Regions from separate parts of the Homo sapiens genome. Here region 2 is linked to region 1. A link is a contact called in ENCODE Hi-C or POLR2A ChIA-PET data. All regions are on one chromosome and are shown on one strand. Each heading gives the region's core, a stretch centred on a gene start or an enhancer-like site at or near the end of the contact. The rest is flanking DNA. Distances are from core to core; before and after follow the strand shown. Region 1 holds the start of TMEM255A (transmembrane protein 255A). Region 2 holds the start of ATP1B4 (ATPase Na+/K+ transporting family member beta 4).

Region 1 (4,210 bases), core at 108-2,607:
TGTTAGGCTTCCAGGGCTGTTCCCAGAGGGAGGTGGAGTCCACTGTTACCCGCTTCCTCACCCTCCACCTCCCCTGGCCACCAGATAGATGTCTTGGGGGCACTCCAAGGAGGCCTCATCCTGATCTGCAGTTGTTTTGAGAACATTCAAACCACCTTTTGGTCCAACCACAAGGTGCTTCAAGCCCAATATCCTAATGGGGTCCAAAAGGATAGGTTCGAGAAGGATTTGGCTGTCTTCCAAGATCAATGACATTCCCACCTCATCCCCAGTTTCCCTTAGTAATCCACAGTGGATCTGTCAGCCATGACTTTACTTTCACTCTTTCCAAAGCTACTTGCATTTTCATCTTGCTGCATCTTTTGGAGCTAATGAATTCCTTAGGTTTTCCATTTGCTATAGAGAATAATAGTTCTTTTCAGTCGCCATAGCAAGAACACTCACCTTGGAGTCCAACAGATCTAGGTTCTAGCTCTCACTTCTGCCACTTACTAGCTGAGTGGGCACAGGATATTTTCTTCCCTTCTCTGAGATTCAGTTTCCTCCTCTGCATAATGGGGTTATTGATAACTCCTCTTCCTCCCTTGCATGGCTGCTATGATGATAAAATGAGATCCTTGTTATAAAAGCACTTGAACAGTACAAACTGGGGTTCTGGTGCAGAGTTATACTTTAGCTGAATTTTCTAGCTAAAGATTGGGGGCTGTTGGTTCTAGAATTCTCAGGTCTGGTGAATAAGGCTGTGCTCCTTCTCTCCGTCTCTGCATAATTTTATACACTCTGGTCACATCACTTCCCAGCCTTCATCGTTCTAGACTAAAGAGTCTGCGTTTGTTTAATCTATCTTCATATGTCAGCCACCACCCTCCCCCCGCCCCACACACACCATCCCTTTGATTATAGAGTGGCCCTTCTCTGGATCATCTCCAGCTCCATTATGTCATTCTGGAAGCACTAAGACCAGACCTGCTCAAGTGTGTGTGTGTGTGTGTGTGTGTGTGTGTGTGTTCCTCAGCTCTGAACCTCTGACTCTGACCCCCTCCCCAGTTATAAATCCTAGAACAGGATAATTACCCAAGACCCTGTCCAACTATAGAGAAGGTTGGTTGGCTTCATACTGAAGCCTCCCCCTCTTTCTCTGCGCAGCCCTGGCCCCAAGGGGCTAAAACTGCTCCCTGTCTGGCTTGGAAGGCTGGGAGGTGGATAACTAGGATGGGGAGACTGAGGGGGAGGGAGGAGGGGGGGGGTCTTGCGCAAGCGCACGCGGCTGCACGGACCGCCAATGCTGCTGCCTCCCAGAGCAGAGGGAGGCAGAAGAGGAGGGAGGGAGAAGAGTGGAAGGGAGGGGGAGGCGGCACTTGGGCTGCAGCTCGCAACCAGAGGCAGTGTCTCTCAGCTCTCGGAAGGACCGAGAGAGGCAACCGCGGAGTAGGATGCTCTGCGGGGCGCCCAGAGCCGGGGGCGCTTGAAGCAGCTTCGGGGACTGGGGCAACCGGGCAGTTTTCACCATGCATCAGTCCCTGACTCAGCAGCGGTCCAGCGACATGTCCCTGCCCGATTCCATGGGTAAGTCTAGCGGCCCTTCCTTCGGGCGGCGGCAGCAGGGGTTGAGTGCCCTGGCCTCTGGACTGTGAACGCCCCAGCTGCCCCAAAAGCCGGAGAGCGGGAAACGGGGCATGGATGGGGTGGTCTTCGCGCCCCAGCGTCTGGGTGGTGGACCAGAGTCCCAGGGGAGCGGCCTGGCTGCAGCGGGAGCGACGTGCGGAGATCGGAGCGCCAAGCTTGCGTCGGAGTATCTCTGCCCCGGAGTGCGGGTGTGTGCCTGTTTGTGTGCGTGTGTCTACAGACTTGCAGTCGGTGGTAAATCCCAGCAATCTGAGGATCAAAACACTTCCCTGCAACCTGCGCCTTCGCTTTCCATTCGACACTCCCTCTTTGCAAAGTCCTGGTCACTTCTAAGAGCTCACGACTAACGACAATTAGAAGCAGGGTCCTCGCCCCCTCCCAACTCTCTTGAAGCTGCCCTGAAATTTAGAGATGCAGTTGGGTGGGGGCCTGACTTGCACCTCGCTGATTGGGGGGGGGGGGCGGGTTGCGCAACTCTGGGGGATGGGCGGGGGTGAGAAGAAAGGGGGGGATGAGGGGAGGGGAATTCCTGAGGAATCACTCAAGACAGCCCAGCCCTGCCCTCTGCAGCGGCGGGATCAACATTCTTTGAATTTGATTGTTACTCTGCTCCAAATGCACGGAATGTGCATGAGTGTGAAAAGGGAGTCAGGGGCAGGAGTGAGAGCGCGAGAAAGAAACATCCAGCGCGAGCCCGCGCATCTTCTGAAGTCGCGCTTTTCCTCGCAGGGCGGAATGGAGGGGGAGGGGCACCCTTCGACTCCTTTCCTTATAGAAACTGGGGGACAGCTACCTTCGGGCACCAACTTGGCTGCCCCTCGAAGCTGCTTTTTGGTAGTTACAAAAAAAAACAAACCCAGTCCCCCTCAGCTGTTAGGCACCTTCCCAAGCCCTGTGATTTCACTGGGCGGAGAAATTAATTTGGAGCCCTGGAGAGCGGGAGGGGATTGTAAAATCATGATCCCACCTAATCTTTTAAAATTCGCCTCGGATACACTTCAATCAAATCGAATTCTCTCTTTCCAACATACTTTACATTCTGCAAAATCCCTCTGTCCCGCAGTTCCTGCCATCAGTCTGCTCAGGTCTTCTCCGATGAATTTGCGGGAACATCTCGAGTGGAGGGGGCAGGGAGAAGATCGAACCCCCTATATAATCTCCCTACTGCCCGCAGAAGACTCAGTGTCAACAAAACTCGTTCACCGGAGGGGCCCCAGAAAGTGTTATCTCCTGGATGGTGGAAAGATCCGTATCCTCAATGGTTTTGCATATTCAGTATAAGAATTTGCTTTTTCATTTTTAAGGGCGTAGTTATTTACAACGGGGTACAAATGAGGCCAAGGACTTGGTCCGAATCCCGAGCCCAGCAGTACCAGACTCCCCCTTACTCCCAGCTCGCGCGCGCGCACTCTTTCTCCAACACACACACCACGCGCACACACATACAGAGGGAGAGGGAGAGAGAGAGAGCGCGAGAGCGAGAGAGAGCGACAGCGAGAGCGAGAGAGAGAGAGACAGAGAGGTGGGAATGCACTGCTTACCTTGGCCAGCTGTGGCGCCAACAACGCAGCCCTGGCTCCCCGACGCCAAGCTGTTGCGCTTCGCGAGGGAGGGCAGAGTGGAAGAGTGCTGGGGTTCCGCAGCGTCCATTCCCGCTGCGGACGACAACCACCTAACCACCTGCAAATCAAGCCACAGCGCCCCGGGCCCGTCTGCCTTCGGGGAGTGGGCTGGTTGGTGGCCCAGGGCTTAAAGAGTCGCTACTTGGCGCACTGCTCTGTGGGTTGGGGAACAAGATGAAGAGCTTTCTTTCTTGGGCTCCCAGGGGCCCTCAGCGATCTTGTGTTTCTCGAAAGGTCTGCGCAACAAACAGCTGAGTGGGCTTCGCCCAGCCCAGTCTCCACACTGCGGGAAAGGAATCATAAATCCCAGATAGAAGCGGAGCCGGCGCCACGCATTCCACTTTTTGAAGTCCGCAGACCGACGGCACTGGCAAATTCCTGAGTCCAGTGCTAACGCTGGGTTTCCACAGTTTGGACAGGGGAGTCTCCCCGGAGTTCCCTGGCCCTGGTCCCGCACAGTCCGGGCCTGAATCAGCGTCTAGGCTACTTAGGAGCTACTCCCACTTAGCTCTGGCAACACCACCTTCCCTTGCGTGGGGGGAAGAGGACAGTGGGTAGGTAGGTTAGTGTTTCAGCCTCCAAGGGCAGCATTTCTGAGGGGACTCCCTTTATTGTCAAGACACAACCGCAACCAAAACAATAAAATTTAAAACACGCAGACACACTGCACCAAGGTGCCTGCACTCTACGCTTGCTGGCTGCCTGGGAATAGAGCAGTGCGTCCAAGGCTCAGAGTGGAGCAGGCGCTTTGCAATTAAGAAGATGGTAATTTGACTCCAGTGTCCCCCCATCCCCTCCCAGCAACCCCCTTCTCCCTTTTGGCAACACCGCCCCCAGGCGCAAAGGCACCTCTACTACAGTAGGGCATTCCTTCCTCCCAAATAACACATTTGTAATTCGCGGGCGGCCTCGGATGTTCTCCATTCAGAGAACTGTCTAAAGTGGGGAGGGATGGATTTCAG
Region 2 (4,380 bases), core at 147-2,646, 51 kb before region 1:
AAGTATTATAAAGAGCAAGATCCCCTGATGCATTTAAAATCCAAGCCACTTAACAAATAACTGAAATTATACACAACATTTTAACAAGATTACATAGAAAAGAAGGCAAGTAAGAAATAGTTTTATACCCCTGCAGATTGTAACTGTTTTGAGAGCTGGAAGAAACTTTGGGGGAAGTTAAACGGTTCTTCAAATTGTGGCTAAAAAGCTAAGAGAAGCCCTCTGTAGATTGATAGGAGGTTAGAATAATGTGTGTTTTCTTCTGCGGGCTGTTGACAGTCTTCACTTAACTCCCTGGTTACATAAGTGGCCATACCCAAAGAAAAATGGCTTAGGCTTTGTTTCCTCCTGGGGCTGAGATCACAATCCTCTCTGGGGAACATTTCAAAATCCTCTCCCCAAAAAGCACTGCGTGTGGCATACATTAATGACTTATAGCAAAATAAATGCAAATAAACTTTTGGATCAAATAATTTGTAATACACCCTGGAAATAAATGATGAGACAAAAGAATGTATGTGTGTCTACATGTTGGGCAGTGTGGGGTGGCAGTCAGGATGGCAATGGGTAGTGGCAGATCGGGGGTTTGGAAGATGCATTCTGCAAATACAATGGAAAGAGTACAAGATTAGCAGTGAGGATATTGCATTTTCACTTTGGCTCCTCCACTAACTTGCAAGTCACTCCTGTACTCTGAGCCACAGCAGCCTCCTTTAGGTAATGAGGGGTTCTGGAGAGATAATGTCTAGGATTCCTCCCTGCTCCTATTGGGGATTCTATGATTTTAGCTATAGTTTGGAATTTCTACTTTAGAAAGAGAGCAGCTGGACTCTAAGAAGCTACCACCCAAGAGACAGCTGGGTAGGCAGTGCCTTTCATTTCCTCTTCCTCCTTCCTTCCCTCTTGGCTAAATTTCTTGCTATTAGAATTAAACTTTTATACTCCAAAAGGTCTGTGAAAATTCTATACTCCCAGGAAAAGATTTTAGAAGCCACTTATTCTCTGTTATCTTCTCCTTCCCTTATCTTTGTTTCACAGGAAGAGGGGCTTCCTCCTTTTATCCAGCAGTTTAGGGTGCCCGGGGGTGCTGGGAGTCACTGCTCCTTTTTGAAACCCTGGGCTCCCCTAAACTTCGCTGTTTCTGCCCGTCTCAAAGAGAGGCAGCCGTAAACCAAGGTCTACACAGCCCCCAACCCACCCCATTAAAATAAAAGGGGAGGGGGCAGCAAAATATTCTGCTCTCTGGCACTCACGAGTCTGTAGCGATAACTGTAAGGAAAGGATGGAGCCCTTCTGGACCGGAGTTGCCTTCTCATGGCTGTTCAGTGGGCAAAGACGCAGCAGAGGCAGGCAATCGGGTGAGAGTTCTGGAGCTTCTGCTGGTACAGGAGACACTGGTTGCTGGGGACACTTGGCGCCTGGTAAAAGTGAACCCTCCTGGCATGAGCCCTTCCCCAGAATAATCTAACATGTCCCTCTGTCATTGGTTGGCTCCTTCCCTGAATCAAGGGAAAGCCCTTATGGAAAAGCAAGCTCATCATTACAAGGAGGGGGAGATATTCTGGGTCACGAGGATGAGCAACTCACCCTCCCGCCCCCTTTATATGTCTTTCCACCCCTTGTCTTTCTCCAGCGCTTGAGATATGATGGCCCCAATGGAAATCTTAAGTCATGTTCTTCTCAATTGAGAGTTGGATATCAGTGCATGCAGGGGGTGGGTGTGGGTGGGAGTTGGGGGTGAGGGGAGATGGCCAAGAATAACTTGCTTTTTTCATAAGGCTGATCTCATGCAAAAGGATCTAGGATGTCAGGAAAGATTCCCTTTGCTCTCTCCCCCCACCCCCACACACACTGTAAGCCACCTACAATATTTCTTATTTGTGTCAATCCATGAGCTTCTTAAAATGTGGATTATTCTTTCTGATTTTAGAAGCCAGGCTCCTACTTCATTCCTCCCTGCCCCAAAGAGGGTCTTGGACATAAGGAAGCCTTTTTCTAGCCCACATGTCAGAGTGGCCCCATCAGTCACTGCCCCTCATACACACACCCCTCCAAATCCTGGCCAAATTTCTGTAGTGGTTGAGATCTATATTTATCCCTTAGCATCAGGGCAGGGAACAAGCCAGAACTTTGCAGTGTCAGTTTCCCAGACATATGTAACTCCTGAAACCAACATGGGATCCAATGAAAGGAAAAATTAGAAGAAACAGTTAAGAATATTGTATAGCATTTTTGGTCTGTTTGGGGTCCACCCTACTGGAGCCTGGGTGGCTAAAAGGCCTGGATGGAGTTTGTGATCCTTCCTTCACAAATCAAACCCCATTATACTCAAGTGGCTGAGAATGTTGCAGATACTGACATTCTGGGCACATTCATTACTGAGAAAAACAGCACAATAGCTTAGAAAGATTTAATCATAACTCCAATTCAAGGCTATTCTGATGAAAATGGCTTCAATTGCAGTTAATTTTAAATAAGAATTCCTTTCACTGTAATGTTACTAATCAGACCTCTTCTTTAACAGTGTCTCTTCCCATATGCTTCTTTGAAGGGAAAAAGGCCACTTACAAAAAAGAGAAACTTATTCTTCTCTTTGAATTTTATTAAAAGCAAAATATATTCTAGGGGATAATCTGGTCTCTGGTCTCAGTAGATGTTGATCTCTATCTTCTACACCTTCTCCAAGCCAGTCTTTTGTGTGATTCCTTACATTAAGTATGAGAATCCCCAGGCCCTTGGAAGCCTTAAAACCAAACAATGGCTAGGCTAACTGGTCTAAGGCTGAAAAGAGAGTACACTCACTTTAAAACATTTCAAAAACTGAGAGTAGGGGGACAAAAGGGAGTTAGGAGTGACATGACCTTAGGTAACAAAATACTCCATTCTCTAGAATCTTCCATTCCTAAGCATTCTGGGTAATTGGAGGTTTGATGTATACTTAAGACATTTGCCATGTATTTCAGCTATAGCCCAGGCTGTGTTCTGGAATGTCAGCTGTTGGGTGGGGTAAAATAACCAAATCCCATAGGATGTTGAAGACAGAAATCTGTATGAATTTACACTCAAAACACTAGTTAGAAGGGAAATGATTCCTGCCAAATTTGAAAAAAAAAAAAAAAAGCAATATGCCTAACAGTGCAGCAGAATGGAGCCACAAGTGGCTAATGCGGATGCAAATGAAGCAGTGGCTACAAAGGGACAAGGGGAGGGAGAAAGGAGAGACTTTGAATATAACAGCAGATTCGGGGGCACATTATTAAAGTCTAGAAAACTACATGCTCATTTCTTGGGCACAGGTATTAGCAAATGCTTCTATAAGCCCCTTGTCCTGAGTGCCTGCTGTGGTGAAACCACAGAGTTGGCTGACAATGGCAACTAACTGGGAACAGAAACAATCTTATGGGCTGGGTCCCCCTGTTCCCAAAGGAAGGAAGATATGGTAGCACCCTTCAGATAATCTTTGCCTTTACCACGAGATGGGCTAGTTTATGACATCTGTTCTTGTGGGCCATTTCCACAGTTGTGTAAGTTGTGGGGTGGCCACAATGTGTCCCAGAGCCGTCAAAGAGCAGTTGTGTACTTTCCATACCAAGGGACTGGTTAGGTCTTCAGGGACTCTGGGAGGTAATGTGCAGTGGAGCTTAAGAGTTGTTTGCCATTGGAGTCACCCAAGTAATGTTGAATACTCTCTAGAACCCCAGTCCCTTCCAAGATTAGTGACCTGTGGACTCTGAGGTCACTGGGTAAGGAAGCTCCAGGCCAAGCTAGGGCCTGAGGTTGCCCATGTATGCTGCTCAGCACAGAATGTCATTTTTGAAGTGCATGGAGGAGGGAGAATTCACTTAGGGCTACAATAATCAGGGAAGGCTTCCCGGAAAAGGTGGGGTTTGGGCTGGATCTTGAAGGGCAGGACTTCAAGTCGGAACAGTTACTGCCTGACTTTGATGATGCCAGTCTGGTCCCCAGTGCCCAAAATTCCCCCTCCCGAACAGCTAGCCTCTGAGTAGTGGCCAGCAGGCATAGCCAGTAGGCTCACTGGCTAAGGCCAGAGGGTTTCCTTGACCTGAAAGGTCCAGATAATGGCCCCAGATCCCTACTTCACTAGGTTCCAGGAAGAACCCTTAGCGCATCACATTCCTGAGCAGAGTTTCCATCTGTCAAGTACAGTTGTACAGTGACAGACGCTTTCATTTCAAAGGACAGAGGGCCATGGGTTTGTGACTGTATAAGCCTAGACCCCTAGGGGAAAAATGAAAGCTTGGGAAATTGTGAGGTCATTGTGGAGATTCAAGCCTATTTCTAGTGGCTAAAAGGCAGTAATGAGTATAATGCAGACCAGAGACATTGGTTCAAACAAACAACTAATTGGAATTAAGAGAA

The links. Hi-C counts contacts between places; a loop is a spot of excess contacts on that map. ChIA-PET counts read pairs that join two places held with the same protein, here RNA polymerase II (POLR2A). Pooled maps may share reads with other maps.
Region 2: a map of naive thymus-derived CD4-positive, alpha-beta T cell shows a loop between it and region 1 (1.8-fold over the local background). The contact joins the promoter of ATP1B4 here to the promoter of TMEM255A in region 1. A Hi-C loop is called at or near these places in 1 of 168 maps with a recorded cell type or tissue (naive thymus-derived CD4-positive, alpha-beta T cell) and 3 of 50 pooled maps. POLR2A ChIA-PET finds 5 or more read pairs at or near these places in 1 of 52 experiments (IMR-90).

Annotation. Positions count from the first base shown.
Region 1 is chrX:120,308,608-120,312,817 of GRCh38, reverse strand. TMEM255A (transmembrane protein 255A) reads left to right here and starts at 1,357. Exons shown (of 9, transcript NM_001104544.3): 1 at 1,357-1,566. The coding sequence starts at 1,509. RefSeq lists an enhancer at 3,341-3,390.
Region 2 is chrX:120,359,105-120,363,484 of GRCh38, reverse strand. ATP1B4 (ATPase Na+/K+ transporting family member beta 4) reads right to left here and starts at 1,396. Exons shown (of 8, transcript NM_001142447.3): 1 at 1,254-1,396. The coding sequence starts at 1,316.